2 separate regions of the Mus musculus genome follow, and region 1 is linked to region 2. The links are chromatin loops, found by intact Hi-C in ENCODE. Cell type or tissue: left cerebral cortex. All regions are shown on one strand. Links, peaks and the distances in the headings refer to the core of each region. The heading gives the core; the rest is flanking DNA. Region 1 overlaps Tmem117 (transmembrane protein 117). Region 2 overlaps Tmem117 (transmembrane protein 117).

Region 1 (5,383 bases), core at 278-5,277, 110 kb before region 2:
CTGTGGGCAGCTCCACCGGTTGGAAAGTGTCCTTTCCAAGTGCCACAGTTCCTCTAAAATTCGTCCAAGCAGCTAGGTCTTGTCTCAGAGTTTTGGCAGTGTGGCTTTTCTGAGAGTGACTTAATTGCTTACTCTGAGAGAGGAGGGGGGGGAGGGGGAGGGAGAGGAGGGAAGGGGTGGGGGGGAAGGAGAGACCTAAAGCCCTAATGAGTTTGGTAGGTTTCAGAGACCACCTAAAGCTGTTTTGAGTTGTTTACTTCTGTTTAAGGAGCTTCCTTCTGGGATGGAATGTTTTTCAGAGGCAACTAAACAACAAATCCTTAGAGTATCTTTGTTTTTACAAATGTATTGAAACATATGGGTTATCCGTTTTGCTTATAGACGATTCAGTTTTTATCACATTATCATCTGCTTTAACCTTTGGGCACATTTTAATACAAATTTAATACATTTGATTTCTTGACTTAAAAATCTGTACAAGAAATGTATTGGAAGGAAATTGGGATCGTTGTACTGAGTGATAGACTGTTGGGTATCTGTTCCTTCCAATTTTAAAATGTTTTTCATATTTTAGTGGTGAACTCTTGCATGCTTATGGTTTAAAACCTCAAGAAGAAAGAAAAAAAATGGTGAAAATGGGTTCATGAAAAGAATGCAGGTTAATGTAGAAGCTAATTCCTTTCTCACTGAGTAATGAGACGCATTTGTTTCTAACAATTGCCATTTAATTAACAATTTAAAAAAATAACTCTATTAACTGGGAAGAGACTACTGTTTTAGAAGAGGGCAGAGCCGGGCTCCGCTTCAGTGGCGGCTCAGCAAAGGGAAATAGAATGAGGACATTATTTCCATTTAAAAAGGCAAAGAGGTTGATTGTTGAAAATATAAAAGCAAGTGTGTCAGGAGCAGGGAGCAGTTTCCTGGCAAACCACAGACCTGGAATGAGGCTGGCGTTCCAGGATGCCAAGGGGATAAGGCGAAGTAGCAAAATTAGATGATGCGTTAGTTCGTTGATGTATACATCTTGCTACAGTTTGGTCAAAGGAGAGTTTGTCCTGTCTCCCTTAATGAATTCTCCAATATTACATAATATCTGACTTTGTTTTTTCTTTCTTATTTTGAATGTTTTATGCTATGCCCAGGACTAATCTTGACTTTGCTGTGTGTGTGTGTGGTCTACCCTGATTTTAAATTCGCAATCCTTCTTGTTAGGGTTCAAGAATCACTGAAGGAAGACTCAAGACTCAAATGGTGTGCAAAGGCAAAGAGCATTTATTCTGCAGAAATTGCCAGCATGCAGGGGTCAAGCATTCATCAGAATGGCAATGACTAGGGCTAGGGGAATTTTCCAGAAGGGTTGGGTCACCTCTAATATGATTGGTAGGGACAAGGCAGTGACATTATTACAATTTTGATTGGCTGCTATGCTAGTTTCATTATAATTGGTGAGACCATGAAGAATTTCAGAATCTCCTTTAGCCACGTGTCTCAGGAGTTGGCTCACTATCTTTCCTAGTTCGGGGTCATCCCTGCCCAAAGAACCCTGTCAGTGGCTCCTTCTGCGGAGCCCAGTTTGCTTCCCAGGGAATTGAAAATTTTGATTCCCAAGGTTTTGAGGCCTTGTCCCAAGTCTCTTGAGGGCGGGGGTTACAGACATTCCTCCTTGCCCCCTGTAGGATGTGATTTTAGTGATGGCATCAAGGGAATCTCACGTCTCCAGATAGATGAGTTCTGTTAGGGTCCAAGAATTTGGGAATAATCCACTATAAAAACCAAGTTCAAACCAACAAAACTTTATTAAAAAAGCCGATATATCAGGGAGATGCTTGCGTTCAGGGTCCAAAGTGTGTGAGCAGGGGTAGGACAGAGCAACCTTTTAAAGTCAAAAATCACAAATTAGGTGGGGAAGGGTAGGGTAGAGACAACCAGTGAGTATGTGCATACACTGTATGTGTCTAGCCATTTTCATGCCTCACATTTTAAGTTGGTTATTATCTGTCAAGTACCTCAGATGGTTTTCCTGATAACTTGGTCTGGATTGAAACCAACTAGTTGGAGTATTTAGCAGCTACTGAGGTCCAGTCCTGACTGGATGCTGACCAAGAAACCATAGGGTGAGATATTATGGAATACGTTCATATGGGAGACCTGGGGCCAGAAGCTGTTTCTGGGAATTCAGTTGTTTCTTTGAAATTAGCTTAGTACAAAATAGAGGCTATGTACAAGATGGGATTCCTGTACTAAGGAGGCCCTCAACCAGTTTTGCTTATTTAATGTATATGTGTATCCCATTCCTAGATAAACATTGCTACACTTTATCATGAATGGGTATATGTCTGTGATTGGCTCAGAAATACACTTTTTGCTATTTTACACCCCTGTTAGGAGTTATTTTCAGGAATATACTGCAACTATTGTCAAAGAGAGTTTCTCCATTTTTTTTTTTTTTGTATGGGATCTAAGGAAATATTTAGTTCTGTTTCAGGTCATTTCTAATGCTAAGCAAGGTTTCATAGTGTACTGGCTAGTTTTGTGTGTCAACTTGACACAAGCTGGAGTTATCACAGAGAAAGGAGCCTCCCTAGAGGAAATGCCTCCATGAGATCCAGCTGTAAGGCATTTTCTCAATTAGTGATCTAGATGGGAGGGGCCATTGTGGGTGGTGCTATTTCTGGGCAGGTAGTCTTGGGTTCTATAAGCAAGCAAGGTAAGCAAGCCAGAGGAAGCCAGCCAGTAAGTAACATCCCTCCACAGCCTCTGCATCAGCTCCTGCTTCCTGACCTGCTTGAGTTCCAGTCCTGACTTCCTTTGGTGATGAACAGCAATGTGGAAGTGTAAGCTGAATAAACCCTCTCTTCCCCAACTTGCTTCTTGGTCCTGATGTTTTGTGCAGGAATAGAAACCCTGACTAACACATAGTTACAGGGTGGAGATGGACTCTCACACAAGCAAATCGAGTGTGTGTGTGTGGTTTCCTCCCATTGAACTTTGAATGTGTTGGGTTCCAGCACAGCACCATACCAGACTGCTTGTTTCAGCCCTAACTATAAGCAGTTTCTGGTTTTGTGGATCCCCAAAGATATCCTGATCATCATCTGCTGTGTACTTTAAAGGCACGATTCGAAACAGACTGTTCTGTGATAATTGCATCACTTTTTCATGAGCACGCAGGGAGAATGAACAGTGTGGAGCTGAGCCCCCCACGCAGGCTCCTGCTGCTACTCAGATGAGCTTGACTGCTAACCTGGGAACACCCAGCTGATGAATGAGCTAAGATTCATTATCGAAGTCAGGAAATTGGACATTTGTTTTTCAACAATGTCAGCCTTGAACACTCCTGCTCTAACTAAACGTATTTAATTATGTCCACTGGGTGTCTATGATTCCTGTGACGGCTATGATTGGCTCAGCGCTTCTGGTGTGTGTGTGTGTGTGTGTGTGTGTGTGTGTGTGTGTGTGTGTGTATGAGGCAGGGTTTCATTATATAGCCCTCGCTGGCCTGGAAGCTGCTGTGTAGACCTGATTGGCAGGATTCTCTTGAAGTTACGCACCACCACACCTAACCTTATATATTCTGCTTTTCAGTGATCATTTGTAGCAACTGCTAAGACACAGATTGTTTGTGGAGTTTGTGCCTACGGCCATTAGCTAAAGTAAGCCATGATCTTTGGAATAGGACTTGGCCAATGGGTATCTCTTCAGTGTTCACAGGCTCACCTTATGAGGGACAAGACTGAGAAGGGCTGAGAGTGACTAGGTCTTGTGGTGAAGGATACTGGGGCATCTGGGAGAAGTGTCTTAAGGAAGTGGTAGCAGGACAACCCCGGGGCTCTCAGCAGGCCACTTAAAGCTAACAGGATGAGATCTGGAAGTCAGTAGGAAGGCAGGAGATAGGAGATTAGGCATGGGGTGGCTACTAGGCTGCCGTCTGGTATTTGTGAAGGTAAGTAATCAGAGCAGGCAAGTTTGTATTGTGAAGGGAAAGGTCTTTGAAAAAGGGACAAGTTAGTTGAGAACAAATACTTAAAATTATCAGCCTAGCTAGGTCCTCTACATAGGTGTCATGGCCGAGCAGCTTGGTGTCCTTGTGGGAATCCTAGTGGTGAGAGCCGGGCGCTGTCCCTGACTCTTTTGCCTTCTTGTGGGACCCTTTTCTTCCTAATGGCTTGCTTTGTCCAGCCTCAGTGTGCTGTGGCTTGTCTTAGTGTAGCTTGTCATGCTGTGTTTGGTTGATGTCCCTGGGAAGCCTACTCTTTTCTGAGTGGAGGCAGAGAGACGGGCGGTTCGGGGGGAAAGTGGAGGTGAGGAGGAGAGACTGGGGATAAAGGGGAGGGGAAACTTTGTTCAAGATGTAATATATGAGAGAAGAAAAACCCCCAGATATTATAGTTTTCTGTCCATGGTCTGTTATTCTCAGTTTTGATGTGAGTGTGGGCCTAAAGGCAATGAGAGCCATAATGTATCCCGGGCCATGTGCAGCCGCGTATGGGGCCTACAGACCAGCTTGCCTTTGCAGTGCATGGTTCATATAATGGTTCCCAAGCCCAGACACTGGTGTCTGACAAAGACACATTTACCCTCCTCAGGTACTGCCGGAAGGCCCTTCCTCACAGCTCTGGGTGCTGGATAAAAACCTAACCGTGTGCAACCAGACAGCCTGTGTTTCTTCTCAGAACTTGTACTATCTTCCCCCACACCATCTGTAAGGATTTCCTGACTGGACTCCCCATCCACCCACCTCCCTGGGGTTTGGTGACTTGGCTATTCCATTGGTTGCCCAAATCTAACATGCTGTCAGTTATCTGCCAACCCTTGGATTCAGTGTCCCCATTCAGACTGGTTACTTGGACCCTTCATGCATTGTATGCATAGAGATGCATAGTTACAAGCTATAATGGATAGATCCATATGTATAGATTAGAGCCACCATAGATAGATAGATCCAGCATTGTGTCTCCATCACATTCTCCTGTCCTGTAGGATACTTGTTCACAAGTAATGATCTACTTTAGTTAAGGACATTGTTTAAAGATATGTAAAAACACAATTTTGAGTGAATGTAATGTCTATAATAATGGTATCATCCTTTAAAATAAACTGAACCCACATATATACAACACCCTAATCTGATGGCAACATCGTCTCCCAACCAACTATAGAAGAACAATGTATTCTTTCTCTTTTGATTTAACCGGCACCCATTGAGAGTTCGCAGGCTTAGGCAATTTGTCAAACATCACAGGTTCTGCTCACATAGGGTCCTGACATGCTCAGGGCTCTAGCAGGCTTCTGATTTTCAAGGGCTGGCTGCTGGTGATCTACACTGTTAAAATAACAGTTCTGCTCTCAGGCTGTTGACCACTGAGCAGAGGGCTGGTTACAA
Region 2 (5,383 bases), core at 307-5,306:
AATTTCCCAGATGTTTTATGTTAAAAACTTTCTATATTTGACATTTTATTTGACCAATATATTGTCTATCCTCTCTTCTACGCCTGAAATTCTCTCATCTACGTCCTGTATTCTGTTGATCATGCTTGAGTCTGTAGTTCCTGTCCTCTTACCTAGGTTTTCCATCCTCAGGATTCTCTCAGTTTGTCTTTTCTTTATTGGTGGTATTTGTATTTTCAGATCATGAACAGTTTTATTCATCTCCTTCACCTGTTTGGTTGTATTTTCCTGTATTTCTTTATGGGATTTATTAATTTCCTCTTTAAAGGACTCTATTGTCTATATAAGATTGGATTTAAGGGCATCATCTTAGGCTTCAGTTACCTTAGGATGTCTAGCACTTGCTGTAGTAAGATAGCTGGGCTCTGGAGATGCCATATTGCCCTGATTGTTGTTGATTTTTTTTACACTGGCCTTTAGGCATCTGGGCTTTGTGGTTATTATCAGTTTAGATGCTGATTTCTGAGTTTATCTTTATTGGATGGGTGGTTTGTTTTTTTTTTTTTAATGTTTCCCCCCTTGGTTTCTGTTTCCTTTTTGTCTGCTGCCCTGACTGGCCTGGGTTCTGGTGACTAGTTAGTCTTCATGTCTAGTAAGGGTGTCTCCCTTGAGGCTTTTGTGACATGTGTGACCTCTGAGGTTTTGGATTCCCACCTTGCCTCTGGGGTCCATAGTACCAATATGGCCTGGAGTCCCTGGTGCTGGTGGGTCTCCAGGAAAGAAGGCAAACTTATGGGCTAAAAAAATGGATTCCAGAGCATCAACTGAAGTTTAAGGATGATAAGTGTGTTAGGGGAATATGGTGGGCAAGCACTTGGGGCAGGGTCTTACCTAGTTGTCCGTGGTGCCAGCAAAGCCTCCAGGAATGCAGGCAGAGTTGTGGGTTGGGGGTGGAATGCAAGATATGGGGTACAGTTTACTACTTTTGGGTGCTCTTTAGGCAAGTTGGCAGGGTGGGGCTTGCAGGTGTTGTTGTTGGCAGGTGGTGTGGTGTCTTACCTGGTGTTTCTTGTACTGGTAGGATTTCAAGTAAGCAGACAGAGTTGTGGGGCAGGAAATTGAGCCCAGGGTTTGGGTTGTAGTACCTGTGTTGGTGCACTTCCCAAGGTGTTTGAGAGCTTGCCTGGTTTACCTGGTGTTATGGTAAGGCCTCTGAGAAAGCCAGGCAGAGTTGTGAGGCAGGTTTGTGGTGCATTTTACTGACGTTGGGTGTGCTTTTTGGTGAGTTAGCAGGCAGGGACTCCATCATTTTTGTATCTTGTTCATTGAAGCAGGGTCTATTACTCAAATCCAGAGTTTATCAATATGGCCAGTCCTACTAATCATCTTGCTCTAGGGATCCCCTGCCCCTGCTCCTAAGGCTGGAATTGCAGGGTGTCTCCACATAGCACATGTATGTTGATTCTGGGGATCAGAACTATCGCCCTCACTCTTGTGTGGCAAACACTTTCCTCATTGAACCACTGCCCCAGCCTCAAACTTTGTCCACTGAACAAAGCCCCAGTCTAATATTATTCACAAATATCTTTTTCTCTGTTCTTTTACTTTTGGCTACTTAGAATCTATCAACACAGACACATATATTATATGACATAGAGGTAGGTAAATTCACATTTGAGCTTTAGAAATAATTTGGAGACTCTATTTTGACTGACATATTTGGACTATGTATACTTAATGTAAATGCTAATATACCTGTGTTAACTCTGCCATCTTGATTTATACCCATCTTTTCAACACTCTTGTATCTTTTGAATGGATCATTGATTTCCTTAATTTCATTTATTTTCTCCTATCAGTATAAAAATAATAAATGCAGAATTGTTTTAATTTACTATGAGAATTAAATATATATATATTTAATCAGGCTTACTAACTATAAAATGTTTGCTTTCTTTTGCTTGAATTTTTATGCATCTATCTATCTATCTATCTATCTATCTATCTATCTATCTATTCATCCATGTATCTCCACTACTTCTACGCAGGACCATTTTCTATCATTACTTCTCCCTGAAGTGAATTCATCCTTCCTTTAAGTGTACATCTATTGATTACACACTTTCCCACTTGTTTTTTTTAAACTGACTTCATGTCACCATAATTTTGATGGCTAATATGTCAGACTATTTTGTCAATCATGGAGTCCAGACATGGGAACCTCAGATCATTGTTTTAATGCTTATACAACATGGCTTGATTAATACAGCCCTTTAGAACACCTTGGCATCAGTAAACATGACCATTCCACCTACTCAGTGAACCTGTAAGATCTTGTCATTCCTTTTGTCTCTATTTTATATCATCAGTGTCTTAGAGTTTTTATTATATAGATTGTTTGCCACCTTTGTTAAATTTACATTCAAATTTTTATTGCTGTTATAAATGGGGCATTTTTCTCAATTACTTTTTAGTACAGGTATATATTACTGTATGTTAATTTAATCTCTTGTGTCTATGCTGATTTCATTTATTCTAACAGGCTTTTGGTTTGTTTGTGAAATTTTTAGATTTTCCTACATACCAGATCATGCAGTCATCAAACAAAAATGTGACTTCTTCTCCCATTTGGATCCAATTTCTCTCTCTCTCTCTCTCTCTCTCTCTCTCCCTCTCTCTCTCTCTCTCTCTCTCTGTGTGTGCACACCTGTATGGTGCATGTATGTATACACATGTATACGTTGCATGTTCAGAGGACACAGGAGGATGTTAGGTGTCCTCTCTTACCACCCGCCCTTATCCCTTGACCAGCGGTTCTCAGCTCTCCTAATGCTGTGAGCTTTTAATTCACTTCCTCATGTTATGGTGACCCTGAATCATAAAATGATTTCATTGCTTCTTCATAACTGTAATTTTGCTACTGATATGAATCATAATTTAAATGTTTGTTTTTCTGTGGGCTTTGACCCCATAGAGGCCATGATCCCACAGGATGAGAATCAATGCTCTAGAGAGAATGTTTCACTAGACGTGGAACTCTCTGCCTGTTGGTTAGACCACTAGCCAGAAAGGCCACATATCCCCATTTTCCCTAACACCCAACCATGAGCTCTCTGGTTCCAGGAGCCTGCTGCCACACTCAACCTTTTACTTGGAGATCCACAATCAGATGATTCGTGGTTGTACAGCATATACTTACCACAGGGCTGTCTCCTCAGCCCCGTTCTTTTTATGTAGTACGTGTTTCCTCATTTCACTTACTGAAGGAAAATAGTCTGTGTGGCAACCAAACGCAGTGCCAAGGACACTGGTTGGTGCAGTGAGAGGATTACAGATGGTACATTGAATATATATCAAAAAGAGGGCTAGCAAAAAGCTAATCGGATCAGAATATAGAACGGAGTTAATTGAAGATCTGCTTAGCTTTAAAATAGGGATGGCTGGTGTGGAGGTTTGAATGAAAACGGTCCCCAGAGGCTCACAGAGAGCGGCTCTACTAGGAGGTGTATGCTTGGAGTAGGTGTGGCATTGTTGACGGAACTGTGTCACTGAGGATGGGCTTTGAGGTTTCAAATGCTCAAGCCAGGCTAGTCTGTCTGTCTGTCTGTCTGTCTGTCCTCTCTCTCCTCCTGCTGCCTGTAGATCTGGATGTATAACTCTCATTTCTGTCTCTAGCACCAGGTCTGCCTGCACACTGTCATGCTTTCTGACATGACAATAATGAGCTAAAACTCTGAACTGAAAACCAGCTGCAATTACAAGCTTTCCTTCATGAGAGTTGCTGTGGCCATGTGTCTCCTCATAGCAATAGAAACCCCAATTAAGACAACTGTCTAGAAAGAATGTGCTGGCTATATTCATATAATTCCATATGTACATTATATAAACTATTATTATATGCATAACTTGTAGAAAATGCTTTTGCTCATCTTAATTACGCTAGAAACAAGAATTTTTATTTCATTACAGTCTGTAGAAAAGTAAAGAGTTGAATAAGTGTGCAGATTATAAGATCAGAATCTCAAACCATATACAAACTCATAAACATTATTTAAATATATCTTATCTTGATGAATTCTGTCTCTGTACATCACCATTTTCCTGTCTTTTTGTAAAACATGTGAAGAAACATTTAACCATTTCTCCTGTATATTAGATTTATTTTCTATGACCAAATACCTGACAAGGAAGCGCTTAGGGGAAGAGAGTTTATTTTGAGTGATAGTCCAAGGGGACCAGTCCCCAATGTCTCATCAGTGAAGACTGGCTGCAGGAGCTGGAGATGGCTGATTGCATTGTGTCCACAGTCTGGAAGGAGAAGGTGGACAGGAAGTGAGTCCAGACTGTAAAGGCCCTGTCTCCTGCATTCCACTTCCTTCAAAATTTCTAGCTTCTAGTGGTTCTCTGCTACCCTTCAAACCATGGCCACCACCAGCTGGAGACCAAGTGTTTAGAGGTAACCCATGAGCCTTTGGGGGCACACCACGTTCAGTAACTCCCAATTGGAACACAGAAACAAGGCATCATGGACTCTTGCTCTCTTCAGTAGAATACAGGGATTCTGTATGCCTCTACGATGGATGTATCTGCAGCCAGAGCTGGAGTCTGCAAGAACAGACATTAGCATATCCACCGACGTTTGTTCTCTCTTGAAATGAGACTGTCTTGTTCTGCATTGGAAGAGCTATTTTAGATGCCTTCCCCCAGCTTTGGATCCTAGTTTGCTTCACACCACCACATTTTCTAAAGCCAATTCAGAGAAGACACCAAGTATCATCATTTTGTTGTGCCGTCCCCCCCCCCCATTAACAAGGAATTTAAGTGACAGCAATATATGTAGAAACTTTTCTGAAAACATGTTTTCCTTTTAATCTATACACAAACTCAATTAGTGTTCAGGTCAGCAACTGGAGAGGCTTTTATAGGATCAATCATTTTGGGTTAAGGAGTAGACACCCTGCAAGCTTACTAATGGAATGGAAATAATGTCTGGAACCACTCCAAAGAAGAACAGTCCCGGCGGAGCAATTAAATATGAATGAGGAATGTTTGCTGAGAAGTTCAAACACATCAACGAGGTTTATAATTTTGGCTTAATTTATTCAGCACCTTTCAGTGAGCTGATGCCCGGTGGCCTGAAAACATTTCAGGGCCCCGCCCGTATCTGCTGTATTCTGTGCAGACTTCTGACAATCATCAGAAACAGCCGTTATTCTTAATCCTCTCAAGAACTACGGGTAGAGAAGAGGGAGTGGGAGCTGCAGTGAGATTTAAGATATGAACGCCTATTAAAAAGAATGAATTTATGAAATTCCTAGGCAAATGGATGGACCTGGAGGGCATCATCCTGAGTGAGGTAATCCAATCACAAAAGAACTCACATGATATGTACTCACTGATAAGT

What was found. A loop is a pair of places that touch in the nucleus more often than their neighbours do. Peaks named below come from ENCODE experiments on the same cell type or tissue, not always from the same donor. Only the 100,000 strongest peaks of a DNase experiment are listed, where the experiment ranks them.
Region 1: it touches region 2 in a loop (2.7-fold over the local background); 2 of 42 quality-filtered maps call a loop at or near these places.

Annotation. Positions count from the first base shown.
Region 1 is chr15:94,856,682-94,862,064 of GRCm38, forward strand. All of the region lies in intron 3 of Tmem117 (transmembrane protein 117), which reads left to right. Among named protein-coding and RNA genes, the nearest start is that of Gm31007, 36 kb to the right of the region's middle. In left cerebral cortex, for the core only: no CTCF peak of the experiment used is centred there; DNase peaks (open chromatin) are centred at 907, 3,158 and 4,689.
Region 2 is chr15:94,963,960-94,969,342 of GRCm38, forward strand. All of the region lies in intron 5 of Tmem117 (transmembrane protein 117), which reads left to right. Among named protein-coding and RNA genes, the nearest start is that of Gm23129, 20 kb to the right of the region's middle. In left cerebral cortex, for the core only: no CTCF peak of the experiment used is centred there; DNase peaks (open chromatin) are centred at 3,251, 3,695, 4,621 and 4,990; H3K27ac peaks cover 1,947 bases.